Regions from separate parts of the Mus musculus genome. Here region 2 is linked to region 1. The links are chromatin loops, found by intact Hi-C in ENCODE. Cell type or tissue: left cerebral cortex. All regions are shown on one strand. Each heading gives the region's core, and the rest is flanking DNA. Links, peaks and the distances in the headings are about the cores only. Region 1 holds the start of Ddx59 (DEAD box helicase 59). Region 2 overlaps Camsap2 (calmodulin regulated spectrin-associated protein family, member 2).

What was found. Hi-C counts contacts between places; a loop is a spot of excess contacts. Peaks named below come from ENCODE experiments on the same cell type or tissue, not always from the same donor. Only the 100,000 strongest peaks of a DNase experiment are listed, where the experiment ranks them.
Region 2: a loop joins it to region 1, with 2.2 times the contacts of the local background. A loop is called at or near these places in 1 of 42 quality-filtered maps.

What each region holds. Positions count from the first base shown.
Region 1 is chr1:136,408,460-136,421,013 of GRCm38, forward strand. Ddx59 (DEAD box helicase 59) reads left to right here and starts at 6,812. Exons shown (of 8, transcript NM_026500.3): 1 at 6,812-6,964; 2 at 8,123-8,937; 3 at 10,951-11,118. The coding sequence starts at 8,134. It overlaps 9230116N13Rik (RIKEN cDNA 9230116N13 gene), which reads right to left and starts at 7,060. Exons shown (of 3, transcript NR_024328.1): 1 at 6,390-7,060; 2 at 4,705-5,218; 3 at 3,457-4,368. In left cerebral cortex, for the core only: a CTCF peak has its summit at 6,010 (motif pointing left); a DNase peak (open chromatin) is centred at 6,768; H3K4me3 peaks cover 1,460 bases; H3K27ac peaks cover 1,522 bases.
Region 2 is chr1:136,283,059-136,295,612 of GRCm38, forward strand. It overlaps Camsap2 (calmodulin regulated spectrin-associated protein family, member 2), which reads right to left. Exons shown (of 18, transcript NM_001347109.1): 6 at 10,222-10,363; 7 at 9,822-9,961; 8 at 4,842-4,935; 9 at 2,851-2,944; 10 at 809-843. Among named protein-coding and RNA genes, the nearest start is that of Gpr25, 28 kb to the left of the region's middle. In left cerebral cortex, for the core only: a CTCF peak has its summit at 6,936 (motif pointing right); no DNase peak of the experiment used is centred there.

The sequences.
Region 1 (12,554 bases), core at 3,754-8,753:
ACCTGGAGGATGTTGGGGGATTAACCCTCGGATCTGTGGGTGTAAAGTCGAGATAGTAAAGAAAAAGAATGACCAGAAAGACCACCTGGATTCATATGAAGGCGACCCATGTTATTATATATGAGTATCAGTCATGCTACTGTAAGTATTAAATTCATCTACGTAAGAGTTTTTATCAAACTGGGCATAGTGTTGCACACTTTTAATCCCAGCACTCAAGAGTCAGAGCTTGGCAGGGCTCTCACTTCAAGACCAGTCTGGCTTATATAGTGAGTTCCAAGACAGCCAGTTACATTGAAGGATACTTTCTCAAAAACAACAAAAAAGAGCTTTTGCCTGTCATCATGTTGTGCTCTATGGTTCTCCTAAGGACAAGCATAGACTGAGCTTAGTCCTGCTTTCTGTGTGTCTCCTGACTCTGCGCACTCCTCCAGGCTCTGACTTGTACTGCTTGAACTCAATCCATCTTGTCTAGACTGGTTTCTTACCCGGTTCCCTACCTCAGACTTTCTTCTCAGCAATTTCTCACGTTCCACACACCCCCCCCCCCAATACTCTGTTCTCCATTGACATGAGTGGGAAATATGTTTTTACTGTTACATGTCACGGGCATTTCCAGTTACTTGTTAGTGAAACATAACTTGAACTAAGCAGACCAAAACCCACTTCTGTTAGTTCCTTGCATGTGCCATAGCAGCACTTTGGGCTTTCTCTCCTTCCTCCTCCTAATCCTCCTCCTCCTCTCCCTCCTCTTCTTCCTCCTCTCTCTCCCCTTCCCCCTCCTCTTCCTCCTCCTCTTCACTTTCCTATTTTAATTGTTTACATTTACATCCATTCAGTCTTTAGATGCCATTTTCTCTGGATAGCATTCCATGGTCTCCCATGTCCATTGTATGTACCATCCTGCATATTCCATGACATCCTGTACTTCCCACAGCACCCGCTTTGTTGGGTTCTGACTGTATCTCCTCTTGTCTGCTCACAGGGTGATGAGGGCAGAAACGATCATGACTTGCTTTTCCATCAATATATCCCCAGGTCTGATTCATGGCAGACTTCATGGATCTACTGAATGAGTAAAGAATTCAACTTATAGCATGTGAAAGCTAAGTGTCAGGAAAAGGTCTTAAAGACTATAAGCAGTAGAGGCCACCACATCCTCGCAATGGTGACACAAATGGGGGGAAACTTAAGACAAATGTAGTGCTGCCAATCACACTTTCCTGCCTGCCTTGTTGTACATGTATTCAGGCTTTCCAAGCTTGTAGAGTAAGAGTAAGGAGTAGCTATAAATTAATAGGTATGAGGATAAAGGTCCCTGACATGAAAGAATGCTCAGCATTGTTATTTCTGTACATGTCTCAACAGAACACGAGAGCAACACGCAGGTCAGCCCAGATGATTGCAACATTGCCTGGTCTAATATTGAGCTTAAGGCAAACTCTCAGGATGGATTCAGAGGATGCATGCATTCCACAACTCTTGTCTAATTGAGTCATTCTTGGGTATTTTCCTGTCCCTCCTTGACATAAAGCAGAATGCATAATAAGACAGCAATAGTAATGCTGTCTGTGATTTCCATGTGGTCTATTACAAGCAATGTTTCCCACAACCTGGCAACCGAAAGACCACCAGGAATCCATTTCCATAAAGAACCTTTTGTGGAGAAAACAAAAATAGAAGCTTAGATGGATCAGACTGTTCTCTGGTGAGATATCTGAAGACATCCCAAACGGGAGCTTCCTATTCAAGGGAAAGCCTAAGACTGGAATGGTCCTGAGGTTTGGCTTATTATCCTATAAGGCGGATTTTTATCTTAAATGTTAAGCTGGCTTTACCCAAGACCCACATAGAAGTGAGTTGCGCTCCCCAGGTAGTGATGAGTAAGTCACCCCACCCTTGCTTCCATGATAACACTAAGAAATATGAGCACTTCAGGGCACAGGTTCAAAGCATCTCTGGGAAAACCAAAGGAAGTTGGGCAGGGCTGGGGAACACGTAGGCATGAATGTTTCTAGGGTTGGGTTTTAATGTTCCCAAAGCTTTCAAAAGGATTGAGAAATGCTGGGAACATTGAAAATGGTGGCTAGAACCGTGTGCCTTGGTTGACATTAAAGAGACCTGCAGGTGGTTGCCTTAGTTTGATCTTCTGTTGCAGTGATGAAATGATGACCAAACCATCTCGGGAGGAAAGGGTTTGTTTGACTTACACTTCTGGGTCTAGTCCATCACTGAAGGAAGTCATCACTGAGGGAAGAAATCAAGCAGAAACGGGAGAGGGGTAGGGGAGGAGGGGGAAGGGACTTAAAAAGAATCATAGAGGAATGTTGCTTACCGGCTTGCTTCCAGGCTAAAATTATTTCATTCACTTTCTTGTGCCACCCACAGTGGGCTGGGCCATCTCACATCAATCATTACTCAAGATGATGCCCTAACCGGCAGCCTACAAGCCAGTCTGATGTAGGCCATTCCTCAATAGAGGTTCCTCATCCCTAGCAACTCTAGTTCGTCATGAGGTAATAAAAGCAACCAGCACAGCATTGTAGTCTAATGAATGTAGGACACAGACCTTGGATTGTGTGACCATGGAAAGTTGTGTACATACTAGAACCCGTTTCTTCATTAGTACGTTGGGGATAAAATTTCTACTTTATAGTATTATACTGAAAATTAAACATGACAATGTACGTTAAATTTCTTGATGATGCCTAGGTAGAGAGAGTTCTTCAGTGAAGACCTGGACAGCCCTGGAAAATGAGCTCCTGTTTTAAAGTCGGTTGAACATGCAGTAGAGTGATATAAAATTATTTCTCCTGCTTGGGTATGGAGCATGGCAGGAGCGGGTGACTGCACTCTTGAGAATGCATTCAAATCTAAAATCCTAAAATATATATACATTAACGTTTAAGTTGCTTTTCTAATACTGATCTTCAAGTTTATAAAAGTAAAGGGCTAGAACAGACCTACCATCTTTATGGAAAGCGGCTGATCTATTTTTAACCATTGATGGACTTGAGGCAAACAGATGAACAGATCTGAAGATCAATATTAAAAAAGAGGTTTGCCCTATTAAATTCCTCCTCCTCTTCTTCCTCCTCCACAGCTTGGCCTCAAATTCTTGACCCCTGCCCTGCGCTTTACCCTCCTGAGTGCTGGGATCATGGTGGTGTGCTGTCAGACCTAGCCATCATTTTTCAACATTCACCATTCTATAGAAATACTGTGTTTCCAAACACCATCATCACATTGAGGCACTGAAAAAGGACAAACTGATTCTAAGAGCTGTACTGAAGATTAATTAAAGATAATTAAGAAACTCCTAGAGAAAGTCAAAGTGGGGGAACATGTTCTTCCAGCTAGCAAAACCTGTAATAATGCTATAGTAATAAGACAGGGTGGTAATGGCATCGGGAGAGATGACCTAGAGGAGAATAATGAGCCCTGAAACATTCTAGTGCATTTTGAAACATTGATACATCCCAGATGTAACATTGACAGTCATTTGAAAAAAGATCCTAGTTAATAACTACTATTCAGACAACTACCTTCTTGCCAACTGAAGTCCAAATCCTCTCCATTCTAATCAAGAAGTCGATCCTTACTTCATAGCAAACACAAACTAATTCCAACGTGGAGCCATGATTTAACTATAAACAAGAAAACCAAAACTTCCCAAAAATCCTAAGAAAAGAAATCTTCATTTTAGGATATGCAAGGCTTTTTGGACATCAAAGTTGCTAGCTACAGAAGAAGAGACAGACAAACCTAAGTACATTAAACTTGTTAAGTTTTACTCATCAAAAGACTCCATAAAGGAAGCAGGAAGAGAACCCAGAGTGGAGAAACAGGCCTGGCATCCCAGTGTTTAGAGTTTCAATCCAGCCTGGGCTGGGGAGGGAGAGTCTGCCTTGGACTACAACTGGCAAATTTTAAATAGAGACTGAATCACAGCCATAGTATTGCTTCAATGTTAAATTACCTAAATTTGAGCATTGTTCTGTGGATACGTGAAAGAACAGCTTTGCCTTTGGATGCTATAATGTATTCTCACACTGTTCAACAACACAAATCCTGTTCCAAGCATACGAACTGAGCCCATGTGAGGAACATGGATGCTTCATTCGTCAAAACTTTTCAGAGTCTGATTCTTTTCAAAGTCAACTTTAAAACTGAAAACATAGGGGCTGGAGAAGATGTTTCAGTGATTAAGAACACTGGCTCCTCTTCAAGGCCCACGTTCCATTCCCAGCACCCACATGGTAGCTCACAACCTTCTGTAACTCCAGTTGTAGGGGTTCTAACATCCTCTTCTGGCCTCTGTGGGCACTGTATACATATGGTTTACAGACATACACGCAAATAAAATACCTATAAACAAAACATAAAATAAGAATTATTATTTTTATTGAAAATAATTTTTCATACCATATACTGTGATCTTGGTCTCCCCTCTCTCAGATCCTCCCAGATCCTTCCCAACTCCCCACCCACCAACCATATCCCTTTCTTTCTCTCTTTCTTTTCAGAAACAAATAGGCAAACAAACCAGAATTTTTAAAAAAGAAAGAAAAAAGGGAACACAGACACACAAAACCCAAAACCTATAATAACACAAAACTAGAAACTGTAATATATAAGCAAAAGACTAGTTAGACATAAAATGCAGAAACAAAGTAATATGAGACAAAATGTCTACAAAAATACCATTGATCTGGTCATCCACTGCTGGGCATGGGATGGCTGTTAAGGGTGGCTGGCTTGTACACCCTGTGAGACTCCAGTGGAGAAAGTTATTTTTTTCTTTGCAAGCAGGTATCAGTTGGAGACAGCTTCTTAGGAATAGGAGCTCATGTCTTCTTGCTTCTCTGTTCTAGGACTCCATCTGTCTTGAACCTATTCAGGCCCTGAGCATCCTATTTCTAGGAGTTCATATATGTGTGTCAGTGCTGTTGTGTCTGGAAGACACTGTTTTCCTAGGGTCATCTCTGGTTCTTACAATCTTTCTGTCTCTTCTCCCTGGCTCTCTGAACCCTGAGAAGAGGGGTTTGATGGAGATTGAGTCTCTGTCTCTGTCTCGCTCTCTCTGGAGAAAACTTTATCTGATGATGGCAGAATGAGGCACTGATCTATGTGGAATGCACAACATAGCAGGAACAAGAGATGCTGCCTCACCGAGGCAGAGAGAACTGGCTTCCCAACGTTGTGCTCTGACCTTCATCTGCAAGTAACAAATACAATTTTAAAAAATTTTAGAGAGAAAGTCAAAGCTGAACACCTCTAAATCCTCTGACCTTACAGTGCACCTCCGAGGGACAAAGGGGATTCTCTATTGGAGGCAACGACAGTGATCTGGGGGCCTTGTTTACAATTACCAGGGGTGTGGCCTGGCTTTGTAGGGGCAGGAGTTTATATGATTGGAAGAGACTTAAATAAAAAGATACAATCTGGCCATGTGGCACATGCCAGTTAACTCCAGCACTTGGAAGGTGGAAGCGGAAGATCAGAAGTTCAGGGCCATACTCTGGTACATAATGAGTCTAACGCCAGACATGAGACCCTTTCTTAGAAGACCAAAATAAGAAAAAATAATAAAGTTATGAATATACATTAAGTTCAAAAGTATTTATTTATATTGGGAATAGGCAAATTACATGTCAGCAAACTCAGGTAAGAGTGCAAGTTTATAACCTTCAAACTCAGAAAAATGCACACATTTACTGTATGTCCTATAGACAAAGGATGTAACGTGATCCCATATTCACATGTGTTATGAAACTAAGTACAGTCTTGACAGGAACAGTATCCCATTTATCTGACCAGTAAAGTTAATTTCTATAGTACATTTCAGTGAATCATAGAAAAAAAAGTTAATAGAGGAAATACTGGGGCTGGAGAGGTGGCTCAGCGGTTAGGAGCACTGACTGCTCTTCCAGAGGTCCTGAGTCCAAATCCCAGCAACCACATGGTGTCTCACAACCATCTGTAATGAGATCTGACGCCCTCTTCTGGTGTGTCTGAAGACTGCTACAGTGCACTCATATAAATAAAATAAATCTTTTTTTTAAAGCAAATACTGGAAGGCTACACATACATAAATATATATGGTATGCATTATTTTTATAACGCTCAAAAGGTAAACAAAACATTGTCAGCCAAATGTATCTACCAAAAATGGCAAGCTGAACACACACCCACACACCATAACGAAGCAAGTAGAATCCGATACAGAAATGCTTTAGCGTTTATTAATTTACTAATGCCAACATAAAAGTCAGAGTTTTGTTTTATTAGTATTTTCACACTTAACGTAGCTGGTAAATTAATTTTGTATGCATCAAATATTGGGTCGAAATGTATCTTTCAAAAAAAAATAACACCCAAAACCTCACCTCTATTTCCCTGCTTCTCCTGTCCAACTTCCTCCCCACCCCAACAGAAGTGCAAGTCCTGGGACCTGTCAGGCTGTTCCAGAAGTTGGCAAAGTGAAGGCCACCCGTTGGAACTAGGGAGACTTTGAAGGTTGGTTTTAGTTTTGGTTTACACAGCGCGGGGCGGAGTGCTGCATCTATGAATATTTGGCATATTAACTACGCCATATCAAGTTGCTCGGATTCTCGAGTTATTCTCAGTATCTGACAGGAGGTTTTCCTGGCCCACTCAAACTTCCCACTTTCTAAGCGTGGAGGGCCCCGCCCTTCCTGGCAATCCTTTCTCACCAGCCTACTCCATGCTAGAGCCTTCCAAAAGGATTCCCACATCTGCCCGCTACCCTGTGCACCGCCCTCCGCAGCGCGTCACCGCGAGGGCGTGGCCAGATGAAGCTCCGCCTCCCGCTGTGCGCAGGCGCGGGGCCCTCAAACCCTGGCTGGGATTGCGGAGCTTCCCGGCTACTCGGCCGGAAACTCGGCCCTGCGCCTGGACCGGAGCGGCCCGAGCGGGAACGGACGCGGCCCGGTCCGCGCGGGTGAGCGTGCGCCGCCCTGGCAGCTCGGGCCTCGGGCCTCCGGCTCCCGCTCCTGTGCTCCGGCGTAACCTGCGTGCTGGACGGCGGCTGCGGACTAAGTCACGCCGCTCGCCGGGGTCCTCGTGACGTGCGCGTGCCTGGAGCGCGGGCCCGCGGGCGGGTGGGGAGGGCGGGAATGCGCGGGATGCGGGCGTTGCCTGGAGCCGGAGGAGGAGGTTGTCGGCTCTGCCGCCCCGAGCGCCCCACCCATTCCCGCTCCTCAGAAGCTTCAGGCGGTTTGGGTGCCATGTTTTTTGTTGGTTTTTTTTTTTTTTAATAGAAAATGGGTACTAGCGATTTCTTAAGTTTTGTTTTGTTTTTGAGAAAATTAAGTTTATTTCATGGTCCCAAAATGTTAAACATTCTTTCCCCAATCACTAATTTGTTCTCCAGAGCAGGAATACTTGGTTTCTAACACTTAGGAATTGTTATTTGAATAAATAAACTTAATTCCTAGGTGGCTGGAGTTTTCATCTGCTTCTGTGTGTGTGTATATATCAGTGTTTTTCTTTGGAATGTGGAACTCAGACTCTCACTTGCTAGCAAAGCACTCTACCACTGAAGTACATTCCCAATCATTCAATATACATGTATCGATTATGCTACCTGATATGTATATCATGTAAATATATACATATATGAACTTAGGGTTGCAGTGACCTACTTTCCCAGGTTGTGAAGATTAGCAAAAAACGACGGAGAATGAGCACTCTTATGTATATAAATATAATTGCATTTTCCCCTTTTGAACTGTTGTTTTGATTTTTTTAAGATTCTTAATTGTGAAGTATCTTCTTGTGTGAAAATGCAATTGAAGGATATGCTGTAGAATTTCTATAATACCTGCTCCATAATAGTACAAGTGATGGGTCAACAGAAACAGGTGGCGTGCACAGCAAGGTTGTGGGGAACCGTAGGCAGTGTTTCATAGGGCAGTGTCTGAGGAAAAAGACTGTATCCCTTCCCCCAGAGGAAATTGATAAGTGGAAGTTGGCTTAAGTAGGGACATGACGGCTTCACTATTGCCCTGAGTAAAATTCTCTGACACAACATCGTATGGGCTAACATGGGAGCTTAATTGAGGGTAAAATATATCTCATGGTGCAATTTCCTCAACAGAATGTTGAAGAATGTTTGTTCCAAGATCTTTGAAAATCAAGAGGAGTTCTAATGATGACCTCAAAAGCGGTGAAGCTAAAAAAAGCAAGCCAGAAGCAGGAGGCCTTCAGGTGGAGGGAGACAGAGATACTCCGGTCCACACATCAGTCACTGAGGAAGCTGTCACAGCAGACAAGCCCGGCCATGCATCAAGCACCAACAGTCCTTCTTGCCAGTTGGCTGAGGTTTCTTCCACAGGACCTGATGAGGGTGTGAAGGACAGCCACCCATCTGAAGAGCCTGTAAAGTCGTTTTCTAAAACCCAGCGGTGGCCAGAGCCTGGGGAGCCTGTATGTGTCGTCTGCGGTCGTTATGGAGAGTATATCTGTGACAAGACGGACGAAGACGTGTGTAGCTTGGAGTGCAAAGCGAAGCATCTGCTACAAGTTAAGGAAGGGGAAGGATCATTAAGACCCAGCAGCCCACAGAGAGTGGCTGCCGAGCCAGAGTCCCCACTGGATGCCTTTTATGTCTACAAAGAGCACCCCTTTATTGTGACCCTCAAGGAGGACCAGATTGAAACCCTTAAACAGCAGCTAGGAATCTCAGTTCAAGGACAAGACGTTGCCAGGCCCATTATCGACTTCGAGCACTGTGGCTTCCCTGAGACCTTAAATCAGAACTTGAAGAAATCAGGCTACGAAGTGCCAACCCCCATCCAGATGCAGATGATTCCTGTGGGGCTCCTGGGAAGGGACATTCTGGCCAGCGCTGACACTGGCTCAGGGAAAACAGCTGCTTTTCTCCTGCCTGTTATTATCCGAGCTTTCTCTGAGGTAATTTACCAATCTGACATGTCTTCCTCTCTGAAACAGACGCGGGATTTACCGAGTTTCATTGTGTGTAACTGATAAACTTGCACGCTGCTGCTTAGCATTTGCGAATTAAGTCACCAAGGTGCCGGTGACTTTGCTTTGTTTCGTGTGTGAAAACATCACTTCAAAGAATATTCCTTTTATTGCTGAACCAAAGATCTCTCTTCCTGGCAGGTCTAAAAATTAATTTCCTTACAAGACATTTTATTTTTAGCAGCTTTTCTATAAAAGAACAAAGTTTTGATCTGCAGGCAAAACCCTGCTTACCAGATGGATGAGCCGTAGCTTATGTCAGCTAAGCCTCTCGGGGTTTGGAGGAACGGGCATAGCATATTAAAGTTATAATGCAGTTGCAGCATGTCACGGTATATTCTTTTTTTTAAAGTATTGATTTAGTTATTTAGTTATATGAGTTGAATGCTCTATTTGCATGTATGCCTGCATGACAGAAGAGGGCATCACATCCTCTTATAGATGATTGTGAGCCACCTGTGTGGTTGCTACGACTTGATCTCAGGACCTTTGGAAGAGCAGCCAGTGCTCTTAACTGCTGAGCCATCTCTCCAGCCCCTAAAGTATATTCTTATTTTTTAATATATATATATATATAATTTTATTTTTGGCTTTTTGAGACAGGGTTTCTCTGTGTAGCCCTGGCTGTCCTGGAACTCACTCTGTAGACCAGGCTGGCCTTGAACTCAGAAATCCACCTGCCTCTGCCTCCCAAGTGCTGGGATTAAAGGCATGAGCCACCACTGCCTGGCAGTATATTCTTAAGTGTAACCCGCAGTTCATCTTTAAATAGTACTGCTGGGCCTGATGGTTGTAGGGTTGTAGACAGCCTAGGCTATACATAGTAAGACCCCCGTCTTAAGCAAAACAAAATGAGAAATAGTGAATAAAGCATTTTCACACACAATTTCACAAATACTGAATGTTTATTTTCCTCGTACATGCCAAGTGTCATCGTCTGAAATGGTTTGGAACCAGAAGGATTTCAGATTTGGGAGTTTTTCTAATTATAGAACATTTGCATAGACTTCACTGGCTGAGCATCCCTGGTTCAGAAATTCAAAATACAAAGTGTTCCAGACTCTGAATCTCTAGAAACAAAAATGATAATTTCAGTTACGTGTACGGGTGTTTTCCTGACCATATGTCAGCGTGCCCCATATGTGCCTGTGTCCTTGGAGGCTAGAACAGGATCCTGGATCTCTTGTAACTGGAGCTGTAGGAGGTGGTGAGCTGTTATGTGGGTGCTGCGAATGAAACCTGGGTCCTCTGCAAGAAAAGCCAGTGCTCTTCCCTATACCCCCCAAGATCTGAAACTTTTGTAAGCTGCGTTGGTGCTCAAAAGTCTTGGTATTTAAAAGGGCATTCTGGTTTCAGACTTCTGGATTGAGGATATCCAACCTGTCCTGGTGAGCCTGTGGGCTATGCGAGTGGCAAGCAGAGTGAGGAGTGTAGGGAGAGAGGAAGGAAAGAAGGAACAGTAGAGGAAACAGTGAGGGAAAGTACTTTAAAGGCACAGCTCAAACACAAGATGGTTAAACAGAGCTAAGGCAGAAAGTAGGATGTGGACGCCTCTCACGTCTCTACACATGAACTTCAGTCCTTTGGCCAAAGAAAGATGTAAATGTGTGAGAGCAGAGAGGGAAGAATTGAGGTACCAAAGTGCCAGGCTTTGGTGGGTCTTCAGGGTGACCAGGAGATTCCGCCTTGCAAGAAGATGACTAGAGATGTGAGCATACCCTTCTCACCTTGTGCGCTCTGTAGCCCTCCTCCCTCTCAGGTCTTTAGCTATACATCCAAGTTGTGTAAGAAATGGGCCATGTTCTCATTTTTGGAGGAAAAATCTGCATGGCGTGAGCAAAAGGCTCCTCACTGGGGCTGATGGTGTCTCGGTGAAGGGCACAGTTTGTGTCAGCAGAAGTTAATTGCCGGGTTTCTAAGTTACTTTTCCCCTCTTCTCAGGATAAAACTCCATCCGCACTCATTCTCACACCGACAAGAGAACTGGCCATTCAGATAGAGAGGCAGGCCAAGGAACTGATGAGTGGTCTGCCTCGCATGAAGACAGTGCTTCTCGTAGGGGGCTTACCTCTGCCCCCACAGCTCTATCGCTTACGGCAGCATGTTAAGGTAAGCACCTGCTTGAGAGAAGGCCTAGGAAGGCTTTGGAAGCAGCAGAGGAACCAGTGCATGTGTGTTTTGTGTGTGTGTGTTCATGTATGCGTGCACGTGCACACACATGTTCTTGAAGGTGTCATCTTAGTTAGCTTTTAGTTTTTTGCCTACAAAGTCTTTTTTTCCCCCCTCAAAGTTAATTTTATAGCCAGGTCTAGTAATTCATGTCTGCAGTCCCAGTGCTGGAGGCTGAAGCAGGAGCATTGCTGAGAGCTTATTATAATCAGCCTGAGCTACAGAGTGAGTTCTAGGCCAGTATGTGCTATAGAGGGAGAGTTTGTCTCAAAAAACAAACAAGCAAACAAACAAACAAACAAAAAACCCTAAAGCAAAGGGTTCATTTTATGTAGAAAAAGAATAGAATAGAATTCACTGCATGCCTGTTTTATACTAAGCTCTGTTGGGCATTCTCCTGCACATTTCACGTAACCATATTTGCCCTGGTCGTAGGTTTCCATATCCTGTCTTCCATGGATGAGAAGGCAGATCTCAGAAGCTGGGGTTTACATAAGTGTTCATAACTAGTAAATAATAATTGCCCCAGCTAGAACCCTCCTTTACCCTGCCCTGCTACCCTTTGCTGTACTGTGGGTACTCTGTGTTTTCTGATACATGAAAGCAGTGTGTCTAATTGTGGCCTTCTCACTTGCTAACAGTGTTGTCGACACTTTGCTTGGTAGCCCCGGTTTTCTTGAGTTAGAATGGTGGTACATGCTTGTCACTTCAGCTTAAGAGAAGGTTGGCACAGGGGCCGACCAGGAAAAGTGGATGGTAGCCCAAGTGCTGCCATTGGTCCCGGGGTCCCCTGCTATTACCTTTTTTAGTTTCTGAGATGGCAGGCAGGTTATAAAGTTCCAAGGGAGGAGCTGAGATGCCAGGGAGCACTATGTGAAGAGGAGACAACAGGTGCTCACCAATGGGAATGAGAACGCTGCAGTATTTAAAAACCTCTGCTAACACCTATCACATCACAATACGTCTTATCAGATGTGTTTGGCAGATTTAAAACATGTAAAATATGGCCAGGTGGTGGTGGCGCACGCCTTTATCCCAGCACTTGGGAGGTAGAGGCAGGTGGATTTCTGAGTTCGAGAAGCCAGCCTGATCTACAAAGTGAGTTCCAGGACAGCCAGGGCTATACAGAGAAACCCTGTCTCGAAAAAAACAAAACAAAAACATGTATAATACACTTGTAAGATACTGCCTATTGATAATAAGTGGGGAATTGGATCATTGATATTCATTGTAGACCTCCACTAATAAAACAGAAAAAAGTAATATTTTGCTAGTGAAAAATTATAAGTTCAGCAGTATATATTTATAAGGTAAACCATTAAAATGCTTTATGAACATTGAATTGGGTTAGTAGAGCTTCCTAGAGTCTCATATAA
Region 2 (12,554 bases), core at 4,567-9,566, 120 kb before region 1:
TGCGTTTAATCCTCAGTAAACTACCTCCCTGCCAAAATAAGTACATACATACAAAGAATTTTAATTTTTATTTATTATGTATATAGTGTTTTACCTGTATAAATGTCTGCAGGCCAAAAGAGGGTATCAGAACTCATTATAGATGGTTGGGAGCCACCATATGGTTGCTGAAAATTGACCTCTCGAAGAGCAGACAGTGCTTTTAACCTCTGAGCCATCTCTGCAGCCCCAAGAATTTTTTTTATTAACAAAGAAACCCATACACTAAGTGTAGTGTCACATGGTAATAATACTAGTACTTGGGAGATTGGGGCAGGAGGGTTAGTAGTTTAAGACTAGCTTGGATACCACAAAGCTAGAAAAATATAAGAAAAATACAAACAGGGCATGGTGGCACACCTCTGTTAGCTGGACACGGTGGCACATGCCTGTATTCCCAGCACTTACAAAGCAAGACAGGAACATCAGAAGTTCACAGTCAACTCTGGCTATATAAAGAGTTTGAGGCCAGCCTGGGCTATGTGAGATGTTATCTCTAAAAACAAAACAAAAGCAAGCACAAGGAACAGAGACACGGCCCACTGGCACTGCAGTTGCCTAGCATGTGACACACAAAGCTCTTGGCTTAGTTCACAACACTGCAAAAAAAGGAAAGAAAGCAGGCATGGAGCTACAAATCACCTATCACCTATGTGACAGATACTTTTCAGAAAAAAGACTCGATATTCTTCATATTTATTCTCATTTATTTCCAAGTTAGCCTACTCAACATAGCATTTTCCTCAATAGGCTTTCTGAAATACATTACCTGAGGCTGAAGAATGAGTCTGCGGCCGTGTATATCTAAAAGGCAATGACGAGACAGTAAATAGAGCCTCCTTCCCAGTGTCCCACGTAATAGCTAATACACTCTCTTTCTCTCTTTTACACCCCCCACACAACACATACCTTTGAATAAACAATGAAAATTTTTATTAAAAAAACCATTAATTTGCAGTATTTTGGGGAACTTTGAATCTCCAAAAACTTCTGTACAATAAAATCCCAGATGATCCTGCCAAGCCTTTCAGCACAGCACCTGTCTGTGGACCTTTCCTGTTCTGACCTCACTCTGCCCTACTGTACTCAGTCCAAGGAAACTGACAAGTCTGCTTCTCACCTAATAGTGATAACTGGCCAGATGAGGATATACTTTAAGTCCTCCTTTGAAGCTCTAAGGTGCCATGCTCCGCTGGTGTCGAGTGGGGGATATCCTCCCCCCAGGGATGGGGGTCGGGGATAAGAGGCAGAAGCTTCAGCAGCTCACAGTCACGCTGTCCTTCAGCTCAGACAAACTGACACTGAACACGACAAACGCAGACTTGGAGGGCGCTCTCAATGCTGTGCCTCTATCGCTTATGAAAGCTTAATCTTTCTCTCGAATGCAGCCATTCTGAAGAACTGCCTCTGTCCACACCAAACGCTACCTGGGGTCTCTGATTCTTCCTCCTAATTATGTGCAGCTTCTCTTCTCGTTTATCTGTACTCACTGTTAGGCCTATCAATGAACACACAGTTCCCAAGCATGCCTGTGATAGCCCGCTTTCCGAGATACACTCCATAGCTTATACTCTTCCTTAGCTCTATGGCCAGAGAGGGTAATCCTGAATACCAGTAAGCTGGTTATTAAACTGTGTTTGCTCTTTTCTTCTTCCCCAGATAACGGCTACCATGCAGTACAAGCTGGGTAACCATCTCAGTTTCAGACTTGCACCGAGGGTTTTGACGTAGGAGCCAGGCAGATGGGAGAGCTGCTGGCTGTCTTCTGCTGCGACTGCCTCCTTTTTATTCATAAGACTTTTCATTTAGAAACAGTAACATCTATAGATGTGACCAAATTATTCCCAGGGAGTGGAAAAATTAATCAACTCCTTCCTCAAAAGTTCTACAAAGGATCACGTGGAGACTTACAGACATTAGAGGGCCTAGGAGCCTAGGATGACAGTAGACAGGAACTCCTCAAGGGAGAGGATTTGGAATCTACCTGGTTATTGGGGTTCTCCTAGAAAAGAGAGAGAAAATAGCCACTAGGGTATCTAAGTAAAAGGGATGAGTCTCCATAGGACCTAAGCTGTATTTTTTCATGGCCAGAGATGGGGAGACTGTTCATTCAGGGTCCTGGTCCCAATCGTGACTGAATGACCCATTCTTAAAGCTCACTGGTCACTTCTGAGTGGAAGGTGGACAGCACAGAGATGGTGTTTTATCACAGCAACAAATAGAAGTGGAGAACACCTGTCTCAAAGAGTTTTTAATAATAGGAAATCTACAAATCCAGGGCCAGCAAGACAGCTCAGCAGATAAAGGGACTCGTCAGCCTGCTGAGCTGAGCTTACTCCCGGGATGCAGCATAGGAAAGAGCCGGCTCTACAAACTGCCATCTGACCTCCACACGTGTCACAGACATAAGGAAATGTGCTTAAAAATGTAACAATCCAGATATAATTCTAAAAGTTCCATGAGGCCTAAGAGTCACCTACTAGCAATATCTCTCACTATTAATAACTGGGTGTTAAATATTCTCACTTACTGGAGTGATGCAGCAGCAAGGCTTAACTTGAGTTTCCTAATTTGGAACTTAGATTATTATCCTCCACTTTTCAGTGTTTGTTCATTAAAAACCTATTCATGTAAACACTCATCTCAGTAGAAATTTCAATTATATTTAAATTAAACTAGGCCTTAGTAGCATAAGTTACTTGTAAGTTAATTTTCAAATCTAACTATAAAATTTAAAAACTTTTTTATGACAAGGTATTATTTGATTTCATTAGTAAATAACAGGCGAATAGTGAAGTCACTGTGGACTACCTGGAGGAGAAGTCAGAACTAGATGAACTATCCCGGATGTTTCTTTTGGCAGCATTTAAGACAGGAACCGATGGCACGTCTTTTGCAGGCTCAGCTAAAATAAAAGATGAAACTTCAAAACTGTATCGTCAATGGATTCCTAACACCACTGCAGGCATTCTGAGCCATAAGCAAACATTTAACCTTCCGTTCTATTTCCCATAACTCTTTCTAATATAAATGTACCCTTAAATCATTTCCAAAAGGTCCAAAGAATTTCTTGATATAATCGGACTCTTAAAAATCCACTTTAAGGTTAGTGGGATAGGTATCATAAAATAAATACAGGTATTCAAGACAAGGATAAGCCCGAGTGCTTAATATCATGAAAGTTTTCACAGAATTTTAGAGACACGAGGCAGGCTTCAATTTTGCTTTTTATGAATGGCTGGTGAGTTTGTAGTTAACTAAGATGGTCAGAATTTCACTGAGAAGCCTTCACTATATCTGCCTTACATACACGTGTAAGTAATCTGAGGGGAACAACTTAGTTTTGAGTGATGTTTGATGCAAAAGCTGCTATTACTGCTGAGTGCTGGGCTCCACAGACAGGGGCACAAAAGGCAATGCAAGTGAAAGTCACACTAACTGCAAAATATTGTATAGACATTGGTTTTGATAATCATTAAAGGTAAGTGACAATAGCCTTAAGGCTCTAAACTTCTTTCAGGGAGGTATCCTTATCTAACAGCTCACTATTTAGAACCTCCTTTCAATGGCTTTGAGCTCCCAAGTCAGATCACATACATGCTATCTCATGCTGCCCGTCATGGGGCCTGCGGGCAGCAGAGTTTATAAAGTAAGACCATACACAACCCACCACAACAATACGTTTCTTTTGCTACTTTACAACCCCCTCCTCTTTCTTCTTATTTTTTTTTTTTCCTTTATATCTCTGAGAAGGCAGGGGTTAACTACAGTGGTTAGAAAAAGGAAACTGGAGGCAAGGAAAGTTGCTAAGTAGCTGGGAAGTAGAATAATCACATTCTATGCTGGGTATAGTAGCCACTGTAGCAGAAAGAACTAGCCCCATAATTTTAGCTGGAAGAAAGTTCTAAGTTTAGAAGAAACACTAAACATAGAGTCATTTTTGCTACAGGAATGTATGTCTGACTTCAAAAATGAAAGCCAGCTTTACTGTGCCATACACAGCATTTGCTCTACAAAACATCCAGAAGGAATTCCTTTTATTTATTTATTTTTTTTTGCTTTCTGGCAGAGCTGAAGTTTGAACCCAGGGCTAGGCAAGTACTCCACCATTGACAAAGGCTGTGCTCCCAGCCTTTGTCAGCAATTCAGTCTTTATCATAATTATATTGTAATAACAAAGGCTACTAGTTTAAAAAAATATAACCACAAAGTATTTCATTGTTTAAAAGAAAAATCAAGTCTTAATGGAGTGGAGTTTGGGTAACAGGATCTTAAAAACCAAGAATCCAGTAAGAAATAAAAACTGCAGATCGGAATAAAGGGATTAAAGGTATGGACTGCAAGATGGCGCCCACTTGGCCCTGAGAGCTCTGATGCTGTAAGATACCAAATACAGAGCTATTTTATTTTGATTCCTGCAGATAATATTATTCTGATTCCTGCCTTGACTACTAAAACATTAGATTTTTAAAATCAAGGATAATTGCTGGAATCTAAAATAATAACAAGTTTCTATCTAAAAAAAATAACCAGAGGAGCTGGGCAATAATGGCTCACACCTTTAATCCCAGCACTCAGGAGGCAGAGGCAGAGGCAGGCGGATCTCTGGCCCAGCCCAGTCTACAGAGCTTCTTCCAGGACAACCAGTGCTACGAAAAAAACCCTGTCTCAAAACACACACACACACACAAACAAACAGAAACCCCGTCTTAAAACAAACAAACAAACAACAAAAACTCAAAACCAAATGAAATGTATAAACCTTCCATTTTTCTACATTAAAAATGACCAAGATAGATTACCTCCTTGTGGACGGACAACACGAGGCTGCACAAATGAAGGCTTCACAACTTCAAACCACCAGAAGAGTTCTGCCATGAACACCAAATAATTACTCTATATAAGAGAGTTGAGAAAATTAAAAGAAGCCCTGCATTAGGTAAAACCAATCATGTAATAGTGAAAAAGTTATGCTTTACCTTCTCAAATATACGTTTGAATTCTATGCACTTGTTATTTAAAAATGTTCACTATGTTGTATTAAAGCTGGAGTAAGAAGTTTAGAACTTGTAACCACACATGTCCAGGCCTCTGATACAAAGCTTCCAGACATTGCAGTCTCTCCCTATATACATCTCTGTGATAACAAATGTCCCTTCTTCCAGGATGAACATAAACACATAGCACAAAGCATTTACCATTTAAAAAAGTAAGATTTTTCTAGAAAAAGTATGTAACTTAAATATTGTATCCAAATGTTTGATAATGTTAAATTCAACAGTTAGCCACATGCTAAGTAATAACAAACTCTATATATTATTATGACTAAAATAATCTTGAAATATATAAAAACACTACTTTTATCATTTAATGCTTCTAATTTTGAAAACATTAAGGATAACAATCTTTTATTACTTATACTTGAAAATGCAAATAATTCTTTAAATGGCTTAAAGGAGTTCTCAAAAGCATGCTTCTATAGAATTATACACATAACTATGTTCATACATTTATATGATTTAGGGGCTTCTTTTTTTCGTTTTGAAACAGTCTTAAACCTGAGCAGTGGTGTTAAAGATGTGTCCTACTGTACTAGAATTAGGCTTATATGTTAAAATATATATAAAGAATAACTTCAATTTTAGGTATTTAATGTATTTCTAACAATAGCACTATACAAAACCCGTTTTCCTCATTATGGCTATTATCACTGGAAATGTGGGTGTTTTCTGATGTCTTGCCTTCCACATATTTGCTAATTTTGAACAATCCTCAAGGCGCTAACATGAACAGGGTTCCTTAGATTTTATTGCCTGGGTTTTTCATATTTAAGCTGGTAACATTCATGTTCATCTGCCATCTTATGGCTCCTGAGAGCACAGGAACCAAGGACGTCTCCAAGTCTCTGATTTGAGCAACTGTGACTGCCAGGAATAAAACAAAGACTGGAAACACAGGGGACTAAAAAGGTCTCTGACACTTTCCCAGACATCGCAGTGGCTATGGACGTGTGTGGTGGGGTACTGTGGGGACATGGAACACAAGACACGACCCCACTGGGTTTTTACTTTACTTTCAGTGTTTGTTTTCACTGTGGATTCCCAAAACAGTCCAATGCTTACACATAAACAGCTATTATTTGAAGCTATTGACATTTGTCCTTTCTTTTAAAAAGAGCATGTTTCAGTCCCTTACACTGTGGACTCACCCTGCCTGCCTTCTCATAGGCTCTGCAATCCTAATTATACTCACGACTTACCCTTCCTTTCAACTTTCTTCCACTGAAAAATAAGACCTTCTCTCAGTGACTCGCCCTCTTCTTTCTCCTCACCCCTACACTTTGACCTTCGGATGAAATTCCTTAAGATCAGACTCATACTAACCCCACACTTCTCCCCTCCTTTTGCTGAACCATTCCAGTCTCACACTGAGCTGGGCCACTCCTCCAAAACCAGCTAGCTTAGGCACACTCTGCTTTTTGTTCATCACAAGAAACAGCTTTGATCCACCATGTCTTCTTCACCATGGTGGCCCACCTCAACCAACGTCTGAGAAAAAACAGAGCCAGCTGTGCATGGATCAAAACTTCTGAAACTAAGCAGAAATAAATCCTTCCTTAGTCCTTGACCCAGATGCCTGTTACAGTTACAGAAGGCCAACTGACACATTAAGCTTGTTACGACTATACGCTGCTATAATCTTTACAGTATACCCTTTACAGCCAAAGGATAAACTTGGTAAGTACTGGTAGTAGGCTCTACTCTACTACTACTGTTAACTAGAAGGTGACTTTAGAAAAAACACCCCTTAAATGTGCAGTAATTATAGAGAAGGAGTTGATAGAAAATGAGTATTTATTTTAAGGACCTTGGTAAGAATTGTCCTAATAACATAATGGCAATAATTGGCCACAAGATGGCAGAATTGTAAAAATATTTTTTCTAGTAATTAATCTGGAGATTGTTTCATTATAAAATTATAATTAAATGACAATAAGCTGGTCATGTTCCAGAAATGGTACAATAATTTAAAATCGTCTTTCCATATATTCTTTAGTCAGATTCTCCCTATGTAGCCCTGGCTGATGTAAAACTGACAGTGTAGATCAGACTGGCCTCTAACTCCCAGAGATCATCCTGTCTTTATTTCCTGAGTGCTGGGGTTAGAGGTGTGCGCCACCAACCCTGGCCTACTTTTTAAATATATGAAGCATGTGCCTACACGAGGGTTTGTGCATGTGAGTGCAAATGCCAATGGAAGCCAGGATGGTGCCAGAGAAGTTACCAAGACTGGAGAAGTCTCGCAAATCTTCACACCTTCACCAATATCCAACACCACATTCAGAAAAATTACTTTTGTTTTATAGTTACCCTAATCATCCTTTTCCTGAATCTATAATGTGTCCCTCAGCATTTGTGTGCAGTTGGTTCCAGGACCCCATACAGACACTAAAGATTTATGGATGCTTAAGTCCCTATGTAAGCTTTGCAGTACATGAATAGAACCCATTCGAACCCTTCCACGGGGTGTTGGTTCTCTCCCCCAACAATGTGAGTCCTGGGACAAAATTCAAGGTGTTGGGTTTAGTAGTATGAGCCATTACCAGCTGAGCCATCGCTCCAGTGCCGACAAGACAGTTAAAATCACCTCTACACTACTTACAAATAGTTAATACAACATGTAAATAATTATTACAATGAATCGTTTAGGGAATGGCTGGGAATATGGGTCAGTGGTCCTGAGTTTAATCCCTAGCCCTGAAGAAAAAAAAAAAGCCCTGAAAAAAAAAACCTGAGAAAACCTTTCTCAGGTTTAAAATACACACACAAACACACACAGAGCGACAGAGACAGAGACAGACAGACAGAGAGAGAGAGAGTGCCTTTCGATGGCCACCCCTGCCCTCTAAATAATAGCTTGCCAAGTGCACTGCAAGGGAGCTAGGCTCTATCTAGGACACAGCCAGACCTTCTGATGCTCTTTTGGGTGGTACTTAGGATCCAGTACAGGCACTTGCTCAGGCAATGTCCAACAGCCCTATAAGCAGTCTGATCCCAACCTGTATTTCTATAAGAGGAAAAGGCAGTGCTCATTTTCCACTATTAAAAGTTAAAGTGAAAATGAGGTGCCCAGCAACATGGACCAAGCAACCTCCCTCGAGCTTAGAGCCTTAAGATAGAGCTCTGCATTCAACCTCGTGGCTATGCTTACAAGGTTCTAAATGTCAGGGTTAATGGTTTACTTAAAGTCTATATTCTGTTCTGCTCTCCAAAATGGACAGGAAGGAACACTACCAAACTTAGTCTATACCAAACTAATGTATAAAACAAATACATCTTAGGTGTCTGACCACTTTTCATATTATAGAAGTAGTACTTATACTTGGTAACATATGCTAGAAAAGTCATTAGTAAGCTATAGTTAGTAACGGTGTAGGTAAACCTTCAGAATTGATTAATCAAGGTTTTCCATTTGATGTGTCAGAGTAGGGAGTGACCATGAGTCACTGCGACTACTGCCCCATTTGGAAACGATTTTATCATTGGCTCTACTTTCTGCATTTGGAGATCCTGAAATGGACAAAGGAAAAAGAGGAGATAGTAGAGACTAAGAATTCAAGTGTAAGTAGACAGGAGCATCATCATGACAGGAGCTCTTGAGCACTTCCAAGTAGGACTAGCACTGGAACTCTGACTAGGCTCAGCAGAAAACTTACCTCTAAGTCAAACTAAATATATAAGACCATTTATTCCTAAAGCTTTGAAACAGAAGCAGCACATGGACTGACAAAATTAATACTGTTACAATGACCAAATTACTGACGTGATCTGCAGATTCAATGTAATTCCCATCAAAATTACAGAACTAGAAAACACAATCCTGAAATTCACCTGGAAGCCCCAAGCCCTGAAGAGGCAAAACAACCCTGAGCAAAAAGCACATTGACATCTGATTAAAATACACCAGAGAGGCTAGAGACGGCTTGGCTGCGGGAGAGTAGACCCAAGCCTGAACCCCCAGCATCTCCATAAAAGCAAGGAGTAATGGTCCTATCTGTAATTCTACACACACACCCGCACGCACACGCGCACACACACACACACGCGCGCGCACACACACACAAATAAAAATACACATGCACACCAAAGCCTTTCATTTGATTCTCTAAATAAAACTCCTTCAAGAAAAAGCAAGGCTCATCACTGTGCTTCGTTAGAAGGGTGTTTCATTACAGCCTCAGGCATCAACCGAACTCAAGCCTCCCCATCGTTTTTTTTTCAGAAGGCTGGAATTACTGGCATACACCCCCACACAGCTTGCTTTTAAAGGAAGAGTCTCATTTGTTACATTTACCTATGATCAAAAACCATTTAATGGGTCATACTCTACTCTACCCACACTAAAACAAAAGATCAATTTGTAGACAACTTTTTGTTTGCCTTTACAATGTACAAGACTTGTAACTAACAATGGATATTTAAAGAAGAAAAAGCACCACCCCCCCCCCCAATTCTTCACTGATAAAGTTATTTTGTAACTTTTGTTTTATATTCAATTCTTTTGGAGCTAGACTCTGCTGGATTTCCTGGCTGGCCTCAGACTCAGCACAACCTCAGGCTGGCCTTGAACTCCAGCTCCTCCCGCCCCACTTCCCTTCCCCCCTTCTATTGCTACTTCTTCAGGAGACCCAATCTAGCTCCTGTGGTACCACTGAGACCCCAGTTTGTTGCAACAGCTTTTACACTTTAACGAAAGGCTAAAAGGAGAATGACTGAACTCACCTTTATGGATGAAGCAGCATAAAGCATATCTTCCAAGCTGAAATGGCAGCAATGGTTTAAGTATTCTTGGCAAAATTCCTGAATCAGCTGTAGATTGTACAGACTGTCAGCCAAAGACATAGTTTCTTTCAAACAAATATCTTCAAATAGAAAAGGGGATGGCTTTGGGTTAGCCATGAATGCTTCATAACTATTGACAGTACAAATACCTAAGTATGTAAAATTTGTTTAACAAACATGTATTTATAACTAATAGCCATTAGACAGAATGTTCTCAACTTTTTCTCAGAATTATACTTAAATGTTCCTTTTAAAACACCTTCATTAGTTATTAAATATTGCGATTTAAATATTTTTTGCCATCTGCCCACACTTCAGAATCCCTCCCTGAAACACCTACCCTCTAGCCGGACAACAGCAGGGCAGTAGAAGTGAATGAGGGCAGCTAGTGCGCAGCCGTCGGTCCCATCCTTCAACAAGTTTTCCACCAATGGAATGCAAGGCAGTTGCTTAAGCAGTGTTTGTTCCTTCCTGTAACGAGCCTACGACAGAAAGAGTTCTAAATAAATCCTACACAATTCAAGGAAAACAAGCAGACAAAACCAGAACTATAGATTCTAGTTCTTAGTCACGTTAGAAAATATAAACAGGAGAAGGAAGAATTCCCAACTACACAGCTTTTTTTGTGGGGAGAGGGCAACAATACTATATATTACCAAGGTTAAATTTACAGCAATAACACTAATTTCTTTCTCTGTTTTTGGTTTTTTTTGACAGGGTTTCTCTGTGTAGCCCTGGCTGTCCTGGAACTCACTCTGTAGACAAGGCTGGCCTCAAACTCAGAAATCCACCTACCCCTGCCTCCTGAGTTCTGGGATTAAAGTCTAGTAATTTCAAATCTATAAACTTAAGATAACATTTTAGCAATAATATCACATGGCATTTACTTTACAATAGTTACACTACCACAAAACAGATCTGAACACTTTGCATTTAAATCAGTTCTGTTCATTTACTGATTAGATTTTCATTTACTCAATATTAGAGGAAAATCTAAAAGTTCTCAAAGACTTATTAAGCTTTTGAAGCTTTTGAGGAGCAGAGGTATCATTTGAGAAAAAAATAATTACTATAAGAGCTATCAAAATTGGTGAGTGGCAAAAAGTACTATTTACAAAGGAACCCCAAGGCAGTCTGTTCTGACTGGCATCTGAATGTCCAGGGCACCAGGCCTCAGAACCAGTGACAGAGCCAAGTGGCAGGGTTGGGCTCCCTTAGAAAAATAAATCTTTGCTTTCTAAAAATAACTTTATGTGGCTCAATAAAAATGTTAAGGCAGGGCAGGCAGATGTCTGTGAGTTCAAGGCCAGCCTGCTCTACAGAGTGAATTCCAGGACAGCCAAGGCTACACAGGGAAATCTTGTATATAAAAAAACAAAATAATAAAATAAAAATGTTAACACAGATCTCTAAAAATGAGATCTATAAAATGCTGTAAAAAGTGAAGAGAAAATCTCTTGAGCCATATTACTTGCATTTGCATCCTGGTACTGCCACTTACTAGCTCTGACTTTGGACAAGTTACCTAAACACTCACTTGTCATTTTCCTTATCTGTAAAATGGGGGCAGTAAAACCTACTTTGCAGTACTGCTGGGGGACTTAAAAAGACAGACACACAGTGCTATGTACGCTCCTGGGCACACAGAAGCAATCAGTACATGCTGGCCGTTATTAACTAGAAGCTTTCCTAAAGCCAAAGAGTAATGCTTACACTTTACTAATACTACATAAAACCTTATATTAACAAAAAGTATGAACTTTTTTTACATAGGCTACTGATATTTAGTAGTCATTTACAAAAAGGTTTATTTTATATATAGCGCCATGTAAATATATACACCATATGTGTGCCTGTATCCATGAAAGCTAGAGAGGGTCAGATGCTCTGAACCTGAGTCACAGAGGGTTCTGAGCCACCGTGGGTTCAGGGAACAGAGCGTGGTTCCTCTGCAAGAGTAGCTAGTGCTCTGAACTGCTGAGCCACCCGCCAGCTGTAGGGCTTGTGGGAACAAAACCAGAAAATTTCAAATTTATTGAACAAAACACTTAACACATGAAGATGCAACTCGATTCTTTTAAATGGCATACTCCAGAAAACATATCATCAATGAAGAAAAGGCACATATTTCTGCTTCTTTCTCCCTAGCTGCTGACTGGCAAGAACCGTGGAGCATGTTTTCCTCTTGGGAAAAAAAAAAAAAAGCTGGAGGAGTGCAAGGCAGACATTATATCCCTAACTCATACATCATCTATATTCAGAAAACAATTATTTACATGTGCAAATCTCTCACACAGATCCACTTTTCCGTTCTCCTCCCCATTCTGGGGCGATGGTATGACGTCTATGCAGCCTAAACTGCCCTTCAAGCTCAGTCTCCTAGCCTTGGCTTCCAAACACTGATGGTACAGCCGGAGACCTTGCATAGCCTAGCCTAGACTCCTTGACTACTGACTTTTATATCATCCCTCAAACCCTTCCTTGTTGCTGTGACACCATTCAAAAGAGAGAGGAGAGAAGGAAAGGAAGAAAGAAAACCAGCCAGTGGCAAGTCCCTTTCCAGACAGCGAGCACTGCTCCAGACCTGCCTTCTTTTTCTCCAGTTATCTAGCACGACGGCCATAGTGAACCAACTTAGCACCGCAAGCAAAACTGGTTTGATGTATTCTATTC